Linked DNA regions of Homo sapiens: region 1 is linked to region 2. A link is a loop called in an ENCODE intact Hi-C map of the cell type or tissue named here. Cell type or tissue: tibial artery. All regions are shown on one strand. Links, peaks and the distances in the headings refer to the core of each region. The heading gives the core; the rest is flanking DNA. Region 1 holds the start of PYY (peptide YY). Region 2 overlaps HROB (homologous recombination factor with OB-fold).

Region 1 (10,515 bases), core at 848-8,847, 200 kb before region 2:
ACAACTGCCAACTCCCCACGTGCCACTCACATTTCATGCAAGAGAAATAAATTTCCATCTTGTTTAAGCCACTGTTAATTCCACCTGTTTTTTTTTTAAGCCAAATCAATATCCTAGTAATATGATATATGTAAAACAAACAGCTCAGTGTCTCGCACATAAATAAGTGCTTTTTGGAAAAAATAATTATTGCTATTGTCATTATTATTATACTAATAATAATTATTAATAATGTTATTACCCTAAACTGCTCAACACTCCTCAAAATGAACATGAGGTGGACCCATGTCACTGATGGTCAATGAGACATGTCAAGCTGGGCAGAAATTGTCTGTGGTCATGCCTAACTCATACCAGGTCTCTCTTCCATCCGCCTTAAACTGACTATAGCTCTCCCAGGCAGACCAATAGACAGGGGATCATGGACACCAACACACAGACACATCCTCCCACTCCCCACCCACACAATGAACCAAAGCTCAGGGCAGCCACTGTGTGCTCTCGTCCCACCTGTCCTGTTGCAGGAGAGAAGACAGGAGGCAAAATAGGATGGAAAGTGGGTCTAAGATAATGAGTGGGGAGAGGGAGTCAAAGAAACTAACTCCATCCCCAAGAAATCAGGCAAGGCTTCCAGGAGGAGGTGACCACTATCCTGAGAGTATCTTCCAGGCTTAAGAGAGGGAAAGGGCTCTGCAAGGAGGTAAAGTGGCCTGGGCAAAGGCGCAGAGCATCAGAATCCACATAGCCAGTGACCTCCACCTGCCTCCTCTGCCTCATCCTTTCAGCTCTACCTCCAGGGAGGCTGGAGGGCAGCACAGGGGAGGGTGGGTGTCAGAGCCCTGTGGCCCCCAAGGGACCTGTGTCCAAGCAGGGAACTTCTCTGCAGCTATGGCAGAGTCAGCTTTAGAGTCTTCTCTCCTTCCAGAACCATTGAACTGCAAATACTCCTTAAAAACCCTGATCCAGCCCAGGCGCGGTGGCTCACGCCTGTAATCCCAGCACTTTGGGAGGCCGAAGCAGGCAGATCACGAGGTCAGGAGATTGAGACCATCCTGGCCAACACGGTGAAACCCCGTCTCTACCAAAAATACAACAATTAGCTAGGTGTGGTGGTGAGAACCTGTAGTCCCAGCTACTCGGGAGGCTGAGGCAGGAGAATCACTTGGACCCAGGAGGTGGAGGTTGGAGTGAGTCAAGATCGCACCACTGCACTCCAGCCTGGGCGACAAAAGCAAAAACTCCATCTCTAAAACAAAAAACAAAACAAAAAAACCCCTGATCCGCTGCAAGGATGCCCCCAGCCTTCCTGTCGTTTTTCCCCTCTCTGGGTCACAGGTTTTGAAGTCAACCTGATTTCCCCCCTCATCTCCTAGTGCCCTGCTTCAGATTTGGGCAGGTCTTGCTGAACTGGAGTCCCAGAAGAGAGCCCACAGATACAGGAGGCTGTGTCCCAGGAAGGAGACATAGGCCCTTCCTTCTTGAGGCCCCAGGAGGGAGACAGGACACAGAGACATAGAACTCTCAGTGAACAGAGCAGAGGCCCTGAGAGCTGGGCAGTTAGAGAGGGCAGGAAGAGTGCAATTGGGCAATCAAGGCAAGCTTCTTGGAGGAAAGGGGCAGGGAAGGGTGGATGTCAGGGGAGATCAGTCTGCAGGCAGGCTCTGGAATAGGTACAGAGTGGTGAGGGATTCGAGTTGGATTCCAGTTTAAACATCCACAGAGCCTTTAGGCTTCAGTAGCTAGTCCAGGGGAGGGGGGTACATGGAGGGTGTCCCTATGGCCTTGTCACTAAGAAAGAACAGTTCGTGACTTATCCACTGCGTGTGAATTCAGCGAGATTGGGGAGGGAGGTTTCTTAGGGATAGGGCAGCCTCCACACTCCCATTGCTCCTCTACTCAGGGAAAGGGGGACGGTAGAAATGGCCTGCCTCTCCGGCCAGCACACGTACAGCCATCTCACCCCCACACGGCTCTTCCTCCACAGCCCCATTTTGGATTACACTTCACCTCCAGCCACTCCAGCCCTGGGCGCTAGTACTACAGCTCCTGGGGAAACGCCCCGGGGTGTTGGTGCCCGACTCGTCCCCCAGCCGTCTTCGGCTTCACGGGGTGGGGGAGGGACAGCCCTGACCCCATCTGCTCTCCTAGGCTGCCTAGCAGGCTCCTGTCGCCGCTCCCCGCCCCTTCTTCCAGAGTTCCATCCACTCCTGCCCCCACTCGACCAGAGTTCCTTCCACAGCAGTTCCTGGCCTGGGCGCTGTCCAGCTCCAGGCTGGGTGGTCGAGTCTTCCCTGGGCTCCGAGCAGAGGGAACTCCGCAGCCCGCCCCAGCCTTGTCCTGGGGCGCCTCTGTCCAAGTCGGTTTTCTCTTCCCTGGCCCCCACGCCTCCACCCTCCACTTCTACGGGATGCCACCTCCACGAAGGAGAAAGGAAAGGAAATACAAAGGCATACATTCCGTTTCTGTGGAATTTGCTCTTTATTTTGGGACCAGGGAAGGACCACACACAGCCCTCCAGCCCAGGGGGCGGGGGCACCGAGACGCGGGCGGAGGGCCGCACCCGAACCCTGCCCAGACGCCGCCGTCGGGAGGCAGAATCCGGGTTTCTGGGGTCGGGAGTGCGTATGCAAATGACGTGGGCGTGGTTGGCAGATCTCCCAGGAGGCCTCAGGGGTCCTCACCACAGGTCTGGGCCCTCCGACCTGCGGAAGCGAAGGGGAAGGAATTGGATCTGGGGAGGCGAGCCTGGGAGACGTCGTTAAGTGATGTTGCCAGGGTAGGGCCAGGCCGCGCTCTCGGATGCAGGATGTGTGGTAACGGGCGCTTTTACCGCGACCTGACGGGGCGGTCCTCGCCGTCGGGGAAGAACGTTTTGGAAAGAAGCGTGTCCGGGCCGTCTCTTTTCCCATACCTGGGGGCGGGGAAGGGAAGAGCGTGGTCAGATCTGGCCACGCCCCCAGGTGGAGCGGGGCCGCAGGGTGAGAGCCCCAGGGGTCCCGCTCCGCGCCTGCGCTCACCGCTGCCGGGTGACCAGGTTGAGGTAGTGGCGCAGGGAGGCGTAGTAGCGGTTCAGCTCCTCCGGCGAGGCGTCTTCGCGGGGAGCCTCGGGTTTGATGGGGTAGGCGTCGACCAGCGCCCCTAGGCAGACGAGCAGGGCCAGAAGCACTGTGGTCAAGGCGGGCCACGGCCTGCGCACGAACACCATCTGGGAAGGCGACATTGGGACGTGGGTCATTCCAAGCCTCGACCCTACACGGCGGGAGGCTGCGGCTGCCGTCGGGGCCGCGCTCCGACGCTCTCCCTGGGGCTGGTACCGGACCAAGGCTCAGCCACCGGGCTTGCTGTGTGTTCTTGGGCACTGCACCGTCTCCTGACTCAGTTTCCTCATGTCAGAGGAGCATAAGCCCTGCCTGCCTCCCCACCCCCACCCCCGCTGCTGGCCTCCTTCCCACCTCCGATGGCCCCCTCCAATCCAGTTTCCTACCACTCACCCCCAGCTTCCACCATCCCAGCCTCAGTTTCCCCACAAAACAGCCTGGGTTTCCCCAGGCTTGAGCCCCCAGCCACTCACAGCGATAGCTTGTGAAGCAGACGAGCAGGAGGTGGAAGGCGAGGGAAGTCCCAAGGGCTGCACTGCCGCAGGTCAAGCTGAGGCCTCCTCTGCTCAGCGCTTTCCTTGTGGGGCTTATATCCCCGCCTGGAAAGGGAGGGGGAGTCCCAGGGGGAGGGGGAGCCAGCAGGGGGTGGGCCCTTCTTCCTCCCTCCTTCCACCCTCGCCAGATCGCTGAGCTTATACCCAGCCAGTGCGTGATGTCTCCACCTCGCAGGAGCTGAGGGGGCAGTTGCCATGCTCAGATTCGTGGTCTCACTGGATGGGGTACCCAGCCTGAACCCCATGTTCACCCCACAGCCCCCCAGTGGCAGGTCTAGCCTCCTGAGGAAGTGAAGCGGTTGGATCTAGACTCCTGGGGCAGCCCCTAGGACCAGGGTTGAGATTCTGTCTTCCCTAGCCTGTCCGTGGATGGGAGTTGGGGGTGGGAGGGTGGACACATTCCCTCCAGTCCGTGGGATGTGTGACCACTCTTTCCAAAAGACAACCCTTTTCAGCCTCTGTTCAGTAATACCTTGGAGAAGGGCTGAGGAATGACAGGACCTTTTGGGGAAAGTCTTTCTCCTGGAGGCAGGGTGGGAGCACCTGACCTTGGCTCCTGACCTGCAGTTTATGGTGTCTTGGGGAGAGGCCTCTCTGAACACTCCATTATGTCCTCTCTCTATTAAAGAGTTGGAAAAGAGGCAGGAGGAGGCAGAAACCAATCTCCCCGCCAGAAGCAGCTGAGTCGGCCACCTGTGTATCCAGACTGGCACACACAGACCCCAGTCCAGCCATGTGTGGTATAGAGCCCCCTCCCAAGGCAGAGTGTCTCCACCCCTATGCAGGTGTCATTCAGAGCACTGGTGTCTTCTGGGCCTGAGTGATGCCAAGGCTTCCCAGGCACATGCCACTGTCCCCAGCCCATGGCAGTCTCCACTGGGCTCTAAGCCCAGATCCTTTGAAGGAAAGGACTCGTGTTTATTAAGCACCTACTATGCACTAGGTAGTGCATAATTTCGGGCATCACAAGACGATGAGCTGAGTTTATCTCCATTTTCCAGATGAGGAAACTGAAGCCCTGGGAGGTGATGGAGCAGCCAAGCTCACCCACAATTCAAACAGGAAAAGCAGGGTGAGGCAGAACCCAGGAAGAGGACCTCTCAATTGTGAGGGGCAGAAAGGCTCAGCACCTGGAGTAGCCATTGGGGCGCCAGAGGCAGGCCTGGGAGCAGGGACCCGAAGACTAAGTCTAGGGCCCACACCCACTCTGAGAGGCGGAGTAGGGGAAGGACCTTCAGACTGCCAACCCCCTCAAACCCACCTGCCCAGGAGGAGAAAGGGCTGTGGGAAGGTCTCCCCATAAAGCCCTTCCAGCTTCCTCTCCCTGGCCTCGCCAGACCTCCAGTACTTCCAGATGTCCCATCGGCCCATAGGGACTGATGGGGCCAACTTGTCCAGGCCCTTGGTTCTGAGCCAGCCCCTCCAGCCCCAGGACAGATGGCTGTGGGCGCTATTTTTAGAGCTCTCCTGAGATGGGGAGTTCAGGGCTCTCTGTCACCATTTTATGGGTTCAATCACCTGCATTCTCCGGAAATGGCTCCTTATCAGCCAGTCAGGCCCCATGGGACTCCACATCCCAGGAAACACCAGGGTGCCCTGCTGAGCATGGGGGTGGAAGAGGACACCAGGACAAGGGGACATAGATCCTGCCCTTGGAGGGAGGAGAAAAATCATTCTTCTTAGGGAGCCCTCATCCAGGGGGCAAGACACACCCCTGCCCTTCAAGAACCCCAGTCTCAAAGGAGAGATATGGCCATGTCATAGGGGAGCCCCAGTATGAGCGGTTCCCAGAACAGATACAGAGAGACAGAGACAGCCTTTGTCCTGTTTGGAGGGGAGACAGCAGAAATCAAATAATTCCATTCCTCCATGGAAAGACAAAAGACAGGTGCTCACCCTAGGATGGAGGGAGCAGTGGGGGCTGGTTAGGACATCTGTGATCCCAGGGATCAGGGCCTAGAGAAGGACCCTGCAGGCTAACGGGGGCAAGGATACCAGAGAGTAGGGGGCTATTTGCTCTTCTGACCCTGCGGCGGCACTAACCATGGTGCTGGTAGGGGATTTCTAGTGCACCGATTCTGGACAGAGACGAAGGAAACTGTGAGATGGCCATGGGGAATCTGACATCCCTGGAACCCTGTCATGTCTTGGGGAATGTGGAGTCCAAGGACAGATGGGAAGAGAGGAGAGACACTGTAGAAGCTAGAGGGCATGGGGTGGCCTGAATTCGGGCTACAACCTCTGAAGAAGTCACTTCCTCATTTATAGCCAAAGTAAATGGGCCCCTAGGTGGTCTCAGTGTGGACCAGGAGCCAGCCGCACATCCCCGCAAACCCTCTCTATCCCTCATACCCCCACCCTCCAATCTCACTCCCCAATTACAGGGCAAGCTGATTGGTTCATTAATCACCGCCTCCTCATCGAAGAGCTTATTAACTTGTTGATTAGCGGGGAAAATGTCTCAGCCCTCGATCAATGGGCTCAGCCACCCCCCGATCCACACACCCACACCCATCATTGCTGCATGACTCAGTGGCCATGAGACATGTCTAGGGTGTGAGGGGGGAAACTTCAGAAACAATTGTTTTTGTAGAAGTGAGACCAGGACCTGCCTCCGGTTTGTCCTTGAAGGGTGGGGGACAGAATCAAAGGGGAGGGGACAGAATCAGAATGGTCCCCATTCTGAGAGCACCTGGCAAGGCCACCCCAAGTCAGGGAGACCATGGACCTGGACCCCAGCCAACAATTCTCCTTGTCCAGTGGGCTCAAGGGCCACTCATCAAGATGGTGTGGCCTCTGCCATTCATCCCCAGAGGCTTAGAATTCTGTACCCCATCACCCACCTGCCTGTACCCACTCCCCACACACAAGGCCTCACTTTGATCACCATGCACTGTGTGGCACTGCTCCACTGCTTTCCACCCTCAGGCATTTCCTCATGCCCAGGGTCCTAGAGATAGCAGGTTGTCATACAGCAAGTGTAATTCAGGCCAGGCGTGGTGCTCACGCCTGTAATCCCAGCACTTTGGGAGGCCAAGGTGAGTGGATCACGAGGTCAGGAGTTCAAGACCAGCCTGGCCAACATGGTGAAACCCCATCTGTACTACAAATACAAAAATTAGCCAAGCGTCGTGGCGCATGCCTGTAGTCCCAGCTACTCTGGAGGCTGAAGCAGGAAAATTGCTTGAATCCAGGAGGCAGAGGTTGCAGTGAGCCAAGATCGCGCCACTGTACTCCAGCCTGAGCGACAGAGTGAAACTGTCTCCAAAAAAAAAAAAAAAAAAAAGTAATTCAATCCTCATTCAACAAGCACTTAAGTCCCTGCTGTGTGCCAGGCACTGATCTAGGCACTGGGATAGAGTAGTGAACAAACAGGCAAAATCCTTGCCCTTATAGAGCTCACATTCTAGTGACAGGAAATAGAAAATAAATAAATAAGCATGGAGGCTGGGTGCGGTGGCTCACGCCTGTAATCCCAGCACTTTGGGAGGCCAAGGCAGGTGGATCATCTGAGGCCAGGAGTTCAAGACCAGCCTGGTCAACATGGTGAAACCCCGTCTCTACTAAAACTACAAAAATTAGCCAAGCGCAGTGGCGGGCGCCTGTAATCCAGCTACTTAGGAGGCTATGGCATGAGAATCACTTGAATCCAGGAGGCAGAGGTTGCAGTGAGCCGAGATGGTGCCACTGCACTCCAGCCTTGGTGACAGAGTGAGAATCTGTCTCAAATAAATGAATAAATACATAAATAAATAAATAAGCATGGAATATGTCTGATAAGTGCTATAGAGAAAAATCAGAGCCGGGTGTAGTGGCTCATGTCTTTCCCAGTGCGCTGGGAGACCACGTTGGAGGATCGCTCACTTGAGCCCAGGAAGGAAGTGAGGAAGCAAACCATGAAGCTACCTTGAGAAGAGCAGGGGGTGGGTTTAGGAAACAGCGATGCCAAGAAGTAAGGGATTTTCACTTTTTATGGTAGGAGCTCTCCTAGGAGCTCTCCCTCTTACCTGAAGCTTCTGCAAAACACAGTAACAGATACTTGTGGTGTGCTGCGCGCCCAAGGCTCAGGCTTCGCTCTAGGACAGAGGTAGGCAAACTCTGTAAAGGAGCAGATAGTAAATATTTTAGGCTTTGTGGTCCATAGAGTTTCTGTTGACACCGTTAGGTTCATCCACCGTAGCTTGAAAGCAGCCACTGAATACACCAAAAAAAAAAAAAAAAAAAAAAGAATGGGCATGGTAGTGCTTCAGTAAATCTTTACTTACAGACATTAAAGTTTGAATTTTATATAATTTTCATGTCATAAAATTTTTTTAGTTTATTTCAACTGTTTACAGATTCAACCACTTTAAAAGCCATTCTTTTTATTATTATTGAGCTCAAGGGATCCTTCGGCCTCAGCCACCCAAAATGCTGAGATTATAGGTGTGAGTCACTGTGCCTGACCTAAAAGGCATTTTTTTTTTTTTTGAGACGGAGTCTTACTGTGTCACCCAGGCTGGAGTGCAGCAGCATGATCTCAGCTCACTGCAACCTCTGCCTTCCTTCAAGAGATTCTCCTGCCTCAACCTCCCAAGTAGCTGGAATTACAGGCACATGCCACCACGCCTGGCTAATTTTTGTATTTTTAGTAGAGATGGGGTTTCACCATGTTGGCCAGGCTGGTCTCGAACTCCCAGCCTCAAGTGATCCGCCTGCCTTGGCCTCCCAAAGTGCTGGGATTACGAGTGTGAGCCACCACACCCGGCCCCTAAAAGGCATTTTAACCCATAGAATGTACAAAAACAGGCCCACAGGGCCGTAGTTTGCTGACCCCTGGTCTAGAAAAGCAAGAATTCAGCTACCTCTGGGTTGAGTTGCCTTTTGGTTGGATGTGTCCCTAGCCTGTTTATGCCAGGTGTATTTGTCATTGTAATCATATAATTGAATTAAATATTATATAAACTGATGAAATATGAGTGCATAAAGAATTGTTTCCTTGCAAACTACGTTAAATGCTTTGGAAGTAATACACAAAGAGATTTGCTGACATGTTGAATTAGATGTGAAAGATAAACCATTAAGGGAAAATCCTAAAAATCTAGAAGTGTGCTACATCAGATTGCTTCACAAGTGTCTTTAAGTTTAAAGAAACTGGAAATAACAGGTGACAAATTATAGGATTGTGGGTGTGATTTATGCAAGAAAGTCAAAGGGTAATTTGAGTCAAGACACCCAAAGAAAAATTCGTGCCTCAATGTGAATTTTGTGTTTGAAATCAAAACAAAGTGACTAAGACCTGTATGTGTCTTTATGATTGCCCATTTAAGCTGACTTTTTCAAAACACTGGTCAATGACTCAGACCTGTTTATATCAAAACAAGGGCTTCTCTAGTACTTTATATATTTCCAATATAGTTTGAATGTTTAAAGGGTATTTCTATTTAATGGCTTAAATAACAACCAAAGAATTTTTAAAAACCAATAAAAATAGGCTGGGTGCAGTGGCTCATGCCTGTAATCCCCACACTTTGGGAGACCAAGGCGGGCGGATCACCTGAAGCCAGGAGTTTGAGACCAGCCTGGCCATGTCGAAACCCTGTCTGTACTAAAAATACAAAAATTAGCTGGGTATGGTGATGCATGCCTATAATCCCAGCTACTTGCGAGACTGAGGCAGGAGAATCACTTGAACCTGGGAGGCGGAGATTGTAATGAGCCAAGATCGCTCCACAGCGCTCCAGCCTGGGTGACAGAGCGAGACTACGTCTCAAAAAAGAAAAAAAATAAAAATAAAAATAAAATGCTGGTGTGTGTTGCGAAGCCTGAAATTAGATACTGTGAGGGTCCCTGGGCGCCAGCCCCTGTGAGTTCTGCGCACATCCCCTCCACATGAATGCTCCTGTTTGAATCCAAAACTTTTTTAAGGGCCCAACAGTCTCAAGAGGCCTGTGCTGCAGGTGCAGAAACTCAAGTCCTGAAAGAGGTATGGATTCAGGGAGAAACAGTTCTGACCTAGGTCAGACACAGTCAGCTCCCTGATTCACCAGGCCCTTATGGACTTGTGTCTTTGTGGCTCCTGGCATCTGATGTGATACTGGCATGTGTGTGCTCCTAGGTTATTGAATCAGTCAGTCAACATGTGAACATATTAGCTAAGATATTCATGCACCCCCCCTTAATAGATACCAAATAGCGGTAGCTTAAATATCATAGATGTTTATTTCTCTCTTGTATAAGAAACCAAGCTGGTAGCCAGGGGATAGGGTGCCTCTGATCTACAAGGAGCCCAAACACCATCTATCTTGTTACTCCAAGTTATGCACCCATCTACATGGTTTAAGAATGTTTGGCCGGGCGCGGTAGCTCACACCTGTAATCCCAGCACTTTGGGAGGCCAAGGCGGGTGGGTCACCTGAGATCAGGAGTTCTAGACCAGCCTGGCCAACATGGTGAAACCCCATCTCTACTAAAAATGCAAAAATTAGCCAGGCATGGTGGCAGGTGCCTGTAATCCCAGCTACTCAGGTGGGCCGAGGCAGGAGAATCACTTGAACTGGGAGGCGGAGGTTGCAATGAACTGAGGCACTCCAGCCCGAGGGACGAGAGTGAGACTTTGTCTCAAAAAAAAAAAAAAAAAAAAAAACAATATTCATTAGGCCAGACGCAGTGGCTCACGCCTGTAATCCCAGCACTTTGGGAGGCCAAGGTGGTGGATCACCGAGGTCAGGAGTTGGAGACCAGCCTGGCCAACATGGTGAAACCCCGTCTCTACCAAAAATACAAAAAAATTAGTCAGGCATGGTGGCGGGTGCCTGTAATCCCAGCTACTCAGGAGACTGAGGCAGCAGAATTGCTTGAACCCAGGAGGCGGGGATTGCAGT
Region 2 (10,515 bases), core at 1,394-9,393:
TGTCAGCCATTCCAGTCTCCAAGTTCCTGGTTAAGTGGCAAAGCTCATTTACCCAGACCTCGAACTCCCAACTCAAGCTGTTCTACTCCCTCAAGGACTAGCTCTGGATTATTTCCTCGGATACCCTTACAACCGCAAGCTCCAGTGTCTTCCATTGGGTCTCCTGTTGGTACCCCAAAAGGTCCCCAGGGAGCTCTGCAGACACCCATAGTCACCAACCACCTGGTGCAGCTAGTCACTGCTGCCAGCCGGACACCCCAGCAGCCCACCCATCCCTCCACCCGAGCCAAAACTCGCCGTTTCCCTGGCCCAGCTGGGATCCTGCCTCACCAGGTGAGTGAGCTGGCTTTCTAGGATTTGGTGGGCAAGGGAGAGAAGCAGGGTTCCAGCACTGTCCAGCCCTAGCATATCTTCCCTCTTGCAGAGAAGGAAGGAAGGAAGTGCAGAGAGGCTTTTCAAAGCTGCAGGAGAAATAAAAGGGAAGAACTGAATGCTAGAAAATCCACTGTGAAGAAGTGCTTAAGGCTCTGAGGACATCATAATTTTCTTTTTTCTTCTCCTTTTTTTTTTTTGAGATGGAGTCTTGCTGCAACATCCAGGCTGGAGTGCAGTGGCGCAATCTCAGCTCACTGAAACCTCTGCCTCCTGGGTTTAAGCGATTCTCCTGCCTCAGCCTCTTGAGTAGCTGGGACTACAGGCCCCCGCCACCATGCCTGGCTAATTTTTGTGTTTTTGGTAGAGACAGAGTTTCACCATATTGGCCAGGCTGGTCTCGAACTCCTGACCTCAAGTGATCTGCCCGCCTCGGCCTCCCAAAGTGCTGGGATTATAGGCGTGAGCCACCACGCCTGACCCTCTTTTCCTTTTTTTAAGAAGACCCTCTTTTCCTTTTTTTAAGAATTAGAGATTGGCTATGTTGCTCAGGCTGGTCATGAACTAGGCTCAAGCCATTCTCCCGCCTTAGCCTCCCATATAGCTGGGACTACAGGTGTGCACTAGGGCAGGAAGTCATTCTTGTGCATTTGTTAAGGTCTTATGTGTTGGACAATTTGCTTGGAACTGAGAATACAGAGATTAAAAGAAACAGTTCCTGTCCTAAAGAACTTACAGTGAAATGGAAGAAACAGATGTAAACAAACAAACATGCACAAAGCACACAGTGTGAACAGGGGTCATTCCCTGGGTGCTGGGAAGACACTGGCTCTGCCTTAGGCTTGCTGAGTGGGCTTTGGATGGATGAGTAGGAGGTTAACAGGTGTGTGGCGGAGCGGGCGCTGTGCTCTGTGGATGTTCTGGCAGTGGGAAAGCAGGGAAGAGCATGTGTAAGGGCACAGAGGCAGAAGAGCAAGGTGCTCTCAGATCCACAGAACAGTTCATTGTGGCAGGTGTGGGGAAGCTGGGGCTGAAAAGGAGACAGCCCTGGTGAGACTTGGATTAAACTAGTCTTGGATCAGATCCCAGATAATTGGACTCTGAGGATCTGGACTGGTTGTGATAGGTGTGCCCTCTTCCTCCCATTTTAAGGGTGTTTGAAACAATTTCTGCCTGTTACTTGCTCTTCCCTAGCATGTTAGCAGATATCCAAAGAGGCCGTCTATGTTCCTCCTGGGCTGGATCTCCCTGGAGGAAAGGGTTAGGACTTGGGGAAAGCTGCCCCTTTGCTCATCACAGGCCTCTCAATTTTTCTTTCTTTCTTTCTTTTTTTTTTTTTTTAAGACAGAGTCTTGCTCTCTCGTCCAGGCAGGAGTGCAGTGGCACAATCTCGGCTCACTGCAACCTCCACCTCCCAGCTTCAAGTGATTCTCCTGCCTCAGCCTTCCAAGTAGCTGGCATTACAGGCATGGGCCACCACGCCTGGCTAATTTTTGTATTTTTGGTAGAGATGGGGGTTTCTCCATGTTGGCCAGGCTGGTCTCGAACTCCTGACCTCAGGTGATCCACCCGCCTCAGCCTCCCAAAGTGCTGGGATTACAGGTGTGAGCCGCCACGCCCAGCCAGGCCTCTCTATTTGGGTCACTGCCCCCTTCAGGCAGCCCTGGTTTTTGCACCTGGGCGAGCTCCGGCTTCCTCACGTTTTCAAACCAATCCCCAAAGTATCTTTTTTGAGCTGCCAAAGAGGCTCCTGAGACTTTGTTAGGAGAGATGTAATATGTGTTAATAGTCCCTGATCATTTCCTGAACTCATTATGTAAACCAGACAATAAGCTGTACTTGTAAATAACAGCTGCTAAGCTTGCTCTCATCTTCTCCTTCCCTCCCCTCTTAGCAGAGTGGGAGAAGTCTGGAGGACATCATGGTTTCCGCGCCCCAAACTCCAACCCATGGTGCTCTGGCTAAATTCCAGACAGAGGTAACTTATGCAAATGTTAACTTTCTGGGTGTGATTTGAGAGTGAGGGGCGTCCCTGTGTGTTTCAGGAGTTAAGAATCAAGAGCTGATGCTGCTAGGCCTGTTTGCTGGTGTCACACACTAAAAGGCATTTGAGGCAGGTAGTTGGGGGAGGCAGCAATTTTACTGGCATTAAGTGAGGCCTGTCCTGGTGCCAGGTAGGTATTATCTGATGCCATGGGTCCAGCCTTCTTTCCCATCTAAGAAATAAAGGCCCAGCTAGCTCCAGCTTCCCCTGGGGGAGGAGACTGTGATAAGTATTATGAGATTGTGTCTCAGGAGCCCTTCCTCTCAGGTTTCTGAGAACTGAGCTGGGAAGGATCTGCCTTCTCTTGCCTTTGCTGGGTTCCCTTTGGTGGGTGAGACCCTGCTTCCCTTCTCCTTGGGGTTCTGGTTGACCTGCTCTGCCCTCAAACCCAGTTTTGCTTTTAATTCTCCCCAGTATTTTTTCTCTGCTGTAGCTCCGCAGATCTGCCAGTCCATTTCAGATCCAAAGCAGCAGATACTCTCTGGATTCAAAGCATGTATTAATGTAAGAAGGTTAATTGTTAAAGCTAGAAGCATGCCAAATAGAATATGACTGGTTTCAAAATGGCTAAGCCACTCTGGAAGCCTATAAATATATGTGGTGGATCCCTACCCCTAAGACTTTTTGAGTCTGTTACAAAAAATAAGCGTAGATAGCCTTCTGCTTCAATGCAGTTAAAGTCAGGAGCTGATTTTATTTTATTTTATTTTATTATGTTATTTTATGTTATTTTATTTTATTTTATTTTATTTTTGAGACGGATTCTCGCTCTGTTGCCCAGGCTGGAGTGCAGTGTCGTGATCTCGGCTCACTGCAACCTCCGCCTCCTGGGTTCAGGCTATTCTCCTGCCTCAGCCTCCTGAGTAGCTGGGACTGCAGGCGTGTGCCACCATGCCTGGCTAATTTTTGTATTTTTAGTAGAGACGGGGTTTCACCATGTTAGCCAGGATGGTCTCCATCTTCTGACCTCATGATCTGCCCGCCTTGGCCTCCCAAAGTGCTGGGGTAACAGGTGTGAGCCACTGCGCCCAGTCAATTTTTGTATTTTTAGTAGAGACGAGGTTTCACCATGTTGGCCAGGCTGGTCTCGAACTCTTGTCTTCAGGTGATCCACCCGCCTCGGCCTTCCAAAGTGCTGGGATAACAGGTGTGAGCCACCGCGTCTGGCCCAGGAGCTGATTTTATTAAAAATTTGTTTTTCATACCTAGTCCTGCAGACAGGACCTGATTTTAAAAAGAAAAAAAAAGAGTATCTGCTGAATGAAACCTGTGATACGCGACAAGATTTTCACGTGCTTCAAATGCCAAAGCAATCAGAAAAAAAAAAAAGAAAAAGAGAAAAAAAAGATGTCACATACCATTTTCTGGCCTTGGAGATAAATGAGAGGAGAGACTGTGGCCATTGTACTACAGTTTTTCCGAGGGGATTTGCCTTTCCTCTCTCACCCTTCCACCCTGTTTCAATCAAGAGTCTGTAGCAAGGTAGACCTATTCATACAGGCTCCCCCTCTGCTCTGTGGTACCAGATTGTTGCTAGTTCCCAGGCATCTGTGGAGGAGGATTTTGGGCGAGGGCCCTGGCTGACCATGAAATCCACGCTAGGCCTGGATGAGAGAGACCCTAGCTGCTTCCTCTGTACCTACAGCATTGTCATGGTGCTGCGCAAGGTAAGGATTCTGGGTGCTGAGACCCAAAGGAAAGACCATTTTTCTCCCTCTCTCTGACCTACTGCCCTACTCCACCTTAGGAAGGGGCTGTTTGCTCCCTCGTACCCTATACAAGTAGCAGCACGAAGCCCCTTTGGTTGTATCTTCCACTTACCTACCTTTTCACTGTCATCCATAGGATTGGGCCCAGGTGGAAGGAGAGAGTGGGTTATGGTATGCCTCTGCACTTCCAGGCCCTGGGTGGGGTGGGGTGAGCACACTGCCACCCTCAAATCTCCCTAGTGGTTAAGGGTTGTGTGCAGAGACATGCCAGTACATGTGCCAACATATCCCTGCCTGTGACTGTTATGATGGAACATTGTGTAAACACATATAAACAAAAGAAAGTGCTGGACACAGTGGCTCACACCTGTAATCCCAGCATTTTAGGAGGCTGAGGTGGAAGGATCACAAAGGTCAGGAGTTCGAGACCAGCCTGGGCAACAAAGCGAGACCCTGTCTCTACAAAAAAATACAAAAAAAAAAAATCAGCTGGATGTGGTGGCACATGTCTTATAGTCCCAGCTACTAGGGAGGCTGAGGCCAGAGGATCACTTGATCTTAGGAGGTTGAGGCTACAGTGAACTATGATCGTGCCACTGCCCTCCAGCCGGGGCAATAGAGCGAGAGCTTGTCTCCTTTAAAAAAAACCCAAGGCCGGGCGTGGTGGCTCACACCTATAATCTTGAGAGGTCAAGGCGGGCGGATCACCTGAGGTCGCGAGTTCAAGACCAGCCTGACCAACCTGGAGAAACCCTGTCTCTACTAAAAATACAAAATTAGCCGGACGTGTTGGCACATGCCTGTAATTCTAGCTACTCAGGAGGCTGAGGCAGGAGAATTGCTTGAACCTGGAAGGCAGAAGTTGCGGTGAGCCAAGATGTGCCATTGCACTCTAGCCTGGGCAATAAGAGTGAAACTCCGACTCAAGAAAAAAACAAAAACCAAACAGGTCAGGCGGGGTGGGTCACGCCTGTAATCCCAGCACTTTGGGAGGCTGAGGCGGGCAGATCACTTGAGGTCAGGAGTTCGAGACCAGCCTGGCCAACATGGTGAAACCCCCTCTATTGAAAATACAAAAATTAGCCAGGCTTGGTGGCACACGCCTGTAAGTCCAGCTACTCAGGAAGCTGAGGCTGGAGCATCGCTTGAACCCAGAGGCGGAGGTTGCAATGAGCCAAGGTCGTGCCATGGTACTCCAGCCTGGGCGACAGAGCGAGACTCCATCTCAAAAATAAAAAAATAGGCCGGGTGCGGTGGCTCATGCCTGTAATCCCAGCACTTTGGGAGGCCGAGGTGGGTGGATCACGAGGTCAGGAGTTCAAGACAAGCCTGGCCAACATGGTGAAACCCTGTCTCTACTAAAAATACAAAAATTAGCCGGGCGTGGTGGTGGGCGCCTGTAATCCCAGCTACTTGGGAGCCTGAGGCAGGAGAATCGCTTGAAACCAGAAGGTGGAGGTTGCAGTGAGCCAAGATTGTGCCATTGCACCCAGCCTGGGAGCGAAACTCCCTCTCAAAAAATAAAAAAGAACGGAGGCAGGGGAGAGAAATGAAGGACCTCCCAGCTCTAGGTCTGTCAGAGAGAGATGGGGTACCTCCTTGTCCTCCACAAAGAAGATCATCACTATAACTATACTCTGACCCCTCCTAACCCCGGTTGCCCTGGCACACTTGGAGACCTGGGAAGTCACAAGTGGGCCGTGGAAGGCTCAGCATATGCCTCTCCTTGTAAGCAGGCAGCCCTGAAGCAGCTTCCTAGGAACAAGGTCCCCAACATGGCGGTGATGATCAAGTCCCTGACTCGGAGCACAATGGACGCCAGTGTGGTTTTCAAGGACCCCACGGGTAAGGAATTAGGTCCTAGGTTGTCTGGTGAGTGGGCTCCATTGAGGCCAGGAAATGAGGTGGAATCACCCTCTCCCTTTGCAGACAGGAAAACTGAGGCAGTGAGCAGCCCACTTCCCAGCCAGGGCCCATACCAGTCGCTGTGCTGCCCTTGACCCCGAGACTGATGGGCCATGTGGTATTTGCAGGAGAGATGCAGGGGACGGTGCACAGGTTGCTGCTGGAGACGTGCCAGAATGAGCTGAAGCCTGGCTCAGTGCTGCTGCTGAAGCAGGTATGGGGAGCAGCTCTCCACACCACTGCCCCCCGGATAGAGCCCTCAGTGTCTGTCTCCTTACCTGTTTGGCTGCCTTCCTCTACAACACCAGGCACGGAGTGGCTGAACCATTGCTAGGCCCTGGCTTGAGCTCAGGGAAGGCCTGTGGCCCTTGAGCTGGCCCCCATTCTTCAGGGTGGATAGGGATGGAGGGTTGTGTTAAGGGGAGATTGTGGCAAATGGTTCTCTTCTGGCACCAAGGCTAGGCAGAGGACACCAAGTGAAAGGCAGGTGGGAGCCAGGTGTCCATCTGGCAGCTCCCAGTGCTCCATCAGGACACTGACCTTCCCTTTCCTTGACTCCAGATTGGAGTGTTTTCTCCTTCACTTCGAAATCACTACCTCAACGTGACACCCAACAACCTGGTCCATATTTACAGCCCGGATTCTGGGGATGGGAGCTTCCTCAAGCCATCTCAGCCCTTCCCCAAGGTAAGAGGAGCAGGAAGAAACGGGAGACTGGTAAGGCCCTCCTTCTGCCTGGATCTTCTGATTTCTTCCTCTCTTCCACCCTGGGGAGCAGAGGTCTGAAGGGGGCAGGTGCTCTGAGGTGAAAAGGTATCTTTGGGGACAGGACCATCTCCTATCCCTCATCCAGCCGCCTGGCAGATGGCTCAGTAACAGTACCTAGAGGAGCAGCTGGCTTCTTGGTGATCCCTGAGCATCTGATGGCAGGCTTGAACATCTGAGAGGATAGGAGTCACTTGAGAACTAACCAAGTGGAGGGCCCACCAGGGGGTGGTGGCAGTAAATGACCGAGGGTCAGATCTGCTACAGGTGGCAGTGTGGAGAACAGTGAGCTACAAATGGCCTGTCAGGTGAGCCAGCACCTGCTCTGTGTCTTCCCTCTTGGCATCTGCCTCTGCTAAATTAGGGGGAAGCTGCACAGAGCACTGGTGGGGACATCCTCTTTAGGAACCGAGACGAGCATTTGGCATTTATGGGAGGTAAGCATGGGCTTCCAGGCAGATCCACTCCAGGTTGAGAGTGTAGAGCCTGGGCTTGACTTGCCCTGCCCCCACCACCTTCCTAGGATCTTGTGTACTGAAAACGTGTACTGTGACCTTGGGCAAGTCCTGTTGCCTCCCTTGCAACAGCTTCATCTATAGTACGTTTGACTTGATGACCTCTAGTCATCTTAGACAGAGGTTTTCATCTAAGCTCCAACTTTCCACTTCCATTTTCCTCATCTTTCCCCTTAGCCCCTCCACATTCTCTCAAAATCACCCCACTTCTAAACCCTTTCTTTTTCTTTCTTTTCTTTTCTTTTTTTTTTGAGACAGTTTTGCTCTGTCACCCAGGCCAGAGTGCAGTGGCGTGACCTTGGCTCAATGCAACCTCTGCCTTCCAGATTCAAGCGATTCTCCCACCTCAGCCTCCCGAACAGCTGGGACCATGCCCAACTAAATCTTTTTGTATTTTTTAGTAGAGACAGAGTTTTGCCATATTGGCCAGGCTGGTCCCGAACTCCTGACCTCAGGTGATTGGCCTGCCTTGGCCTCCCAAAGTGCTGGGATTATAGGCATGAGCCACCGTGCTCGGCCTATTTTTCTTTTAAATTTCAAATTATCTATACTTATTGAAATAAATCAAAATAGCACAGAATAAGCAAAAAATGGGTCCTACCCTTCCCCACTCCTATTTCCTAGGACTAACCATGGTTAACCATTTAATTACCGGTATTTATTTATTTTTTTTTTTTGAAATGGAGTCTCACTCTGTCACCCAGGCTGTAGTGCAGTGGCATGTTCTCAGCTCACTGCAACTTCACCTCCCGGGTTCAAGTGATTCTCCTGCCTCAGCCTCCTGAGTAGCTGGGATTACAGGTGTGTGCCACCACACTCGGCTACTTTTTGTATTTTTAGTAGAGACGGGATTTCACCATGTTGGTCAGGCTGGTCTCGAACTCCTGACCTTGTGATCCACCTGCCTCAGCCTCCCAAAGTATTGGGATTACAGGCATGAACTAGGCGTGCCAGGCCCAGTTTTTGTGTTTTTAGTAGAGATGGGGTTTCACCATATTGGCCAGGCTAGTCTCAAACTCCCGACCTCAAGTGATCCTCCTGCCTTGGCCTCCCAAAGTGCTGGGATTACAGGTATCAGCCACCGTGCCTGGCCTTAATTACCAGTTTTAATTACCTGCCCATATATTAGCTATATATTCCTTTGGGGATTGTTAACAACTAATTTTAAATCTCAGGCTAACTCTTCAATGTATTTCTGAATGGCCTCTTCACTCTCTGCTCTAGTTATAGAGAATCTCTAAAATATTAGATACCAACAGAACTAGGAAAGCAAATCAGCCAAAAGAGGTTTGTTTTTTGTTTTGTTTATTATCTGCTGCTTTGGGTGTTTGGTGTTTCAGCTGCCTCCCTTCAGCATGGGCCTGGGTGGCTGGCCTCTGCCATACTCTTCCATCATGTTTCTTTTTTTTTTTTTTTTTTTTTTTTTGGAGCAAGGGTCTCACTCTGTCCCCCAGGCTGGAGTGCAGTGGCACGATATTGGCTCACTGCAACCTCTGCCTCCTGGGTTCAAGCGATTCTCATGCCTCAGCCTCCCGAGTAGCTAGGATTACAGGCGTGTGCCACCATGCCCGGCTCTGTTTTTGTATTTTTAGTAGAGATGTGGTTTCACCGTGTTGGCCAGGCTGGTCTCGAACTCCTGACCTCAAATGATTCACCCGCCTCGGCCTCCCAAAGGGCTGGGATTACAGGTGTGAGCCACCACACCTGGCCCCATCATGTTTCTTTCCTGAGCCCCACACTGTTCGTTTGAGGTTGTCTGGGTAGAGGTGGTGCCATCTGAAGGGATTTCAGGGACACAGGCATTGGTAACCAGATCCTCTGTCCCCAGGATTCAGGGAGCTTCCAGCATGATGTGGCTGCAAAGCCCGAGGAAGGCTTCAGAACAGCACAGAACCTAGAGGCAGAGGCGTCCCCTGAGGAAGAACTCCCAGAAGCAGGTAAAGCAGTCAGCCCATCTGGGAGCAAGAGAGGTTCTATTTCCTGTTGAATAGCTGAACCAGAATCTTCCTGGCTATATCTTGTTCCTCTTTCCATGAATCTTTGGATCTTATATAATCTTACAGAAATCAGATACAGTGTCTTGTTTGGCAAGGCTGCAGGCCACAAACTCGTTAACAGTGTGATGGGGCCATGTAAAACAAAGTGTCATCCACAGGTTTCCCCCATTTTCAGGTTATGTGCCATCAGCCACAAGGAGGAAACATCACCATCCCCTGTCCAGATGGACAGGCGCTATCTTTGTGCCACACTCTGAGTCCTCTGTGGGCTGATGACCAGACCACAGAGGCAGATTTCCCATCCTGAGTAAGCTTAGAGGAGTGCTGAGGAGTCAAGACGTCCACTGGTTTTTGGGAAAACCAGGCTACAAACCAGAGAGGCCCAAATGCAGACCCCTTGTGGTTGGGCCAGCTGCTTCCTCAGAAGGCAGCATCACCCAGGTGAAACTAACACCATTCAGGATCTAGTTTTAGCTTTTTTTACTTTAATTTTTATTTTTGCGACAGGGTCTCATTCTGTTGCCCAGGCTGGAGTGCAGTGTTATGAACACGCCTCACTGCATCCTCGGCCTCTAGGCTCAAGCAGTCCTCCCACCTCAGCCTCCCGAGTAGCTGGGACTATAGGTATGTGCCACTATGCCCAGCAATTTTTTTTTTTTTTTGAGACGGAGTCTCGCTCTGTCACCCAGGGTGAAGTGCAGTGGTGCGATCTCAGCTCACTGCAAGCTCCGCCTCCCGGGTTCATGCCATTCTCCTGCCTCAGCCTCCTGATTAGCTGGGACTACAGGCGCCCGCCACCATGCCCAGCTAATTTTTTGTGTATTTTTAGTAGAGACGGGGTTTCACTGTGTTAGCCAGGATGGTCTCGATCTCCTGACCTCGCGATCTGCCCGCCTCAGCCTCCCAAAGTGCTGGGATTACAGGCGTGAGCCACCGCGCCCGGCCATGCCCAGCAATTTTTAAATTTTTTGTAGAGACAGTTTTGCCATGTTGCCCAGGCTGGCCTCGAACTCTTGGGGCTCAAGCGATCCTTCTGTCTCTGCCTCCCAAAGTACTGGGATTAGAGGCATGACCTACCGTGCCCAGCCTGGTCTTTAGCTTTTCAATTCCAAAAATTCAATCCTGTCTGGCCCCAAAGTTCACAGGATTATATGTGGGCAGAAACCTACCCAGGTGCCGAGGCAAGAGACTGAAGGCACAAACTGTTC

Evidence for each region. A loop is a pair of places that touch in the nucleus more often than their neighbours do. Peaks named below come from ENCODE experiments on the same cell type or tissue, not always from the same donor. Only the 100,000 strongest peaks of a DNase experiment are listed, where the experiment ranks them.
Region 1: a loop joins it to region 2, with 2.6 times the contacts of the local background. A loop is called at or near these places in 44 of 110 quality-filtered maps.

Annotation. Positions count from the first base shown.
Region 1 is chr17:43,950,279-43,960,793 of GRCh38, forward strand. It overlaps PYY (peptide YY), which reads right to left and starts at 3,662. Exons shown (of 4, transcript NM_001394028.1): 1 at 3,572-3,662; 2 at 3,018-3,205; 3 at 2,831-2,911; 4 at 2,455-2,702. The coding sequence starts at 3,205. The coding sequence ends at 2,678. RefSeq lists an enhancer at 2,697-3,200. In tibial artery, for the core only: no CTCF peak of the experiment used is centred there; no DNase peak of the experiment used is centred there; H3K27me3 peaks cover 5,246 bases.
Region 2 is chr17:44,148,695-44,159,209 of GRCh38, forward strand. HROB (homologous recombination factor with OB-fold) reads left to right here. Exons shown (of 10, transcript NM_001171251.3): 3 at 1-333; 4 at 2,267-2,350; 5 at 3,943-4,083; 6 at 5,862-5,970; 7 at 6,159-6,244; 8 at 6,592-6,717; 9 at 9,139-9,247. Among named protein-coding and RNA genes, the nearest start is that of HROB, 12 kb to the left of the region's middle. In tibial artery, for the core only: no CTCF peak of the experiment used is centred there; no DNase peak of the experiment used is centred there.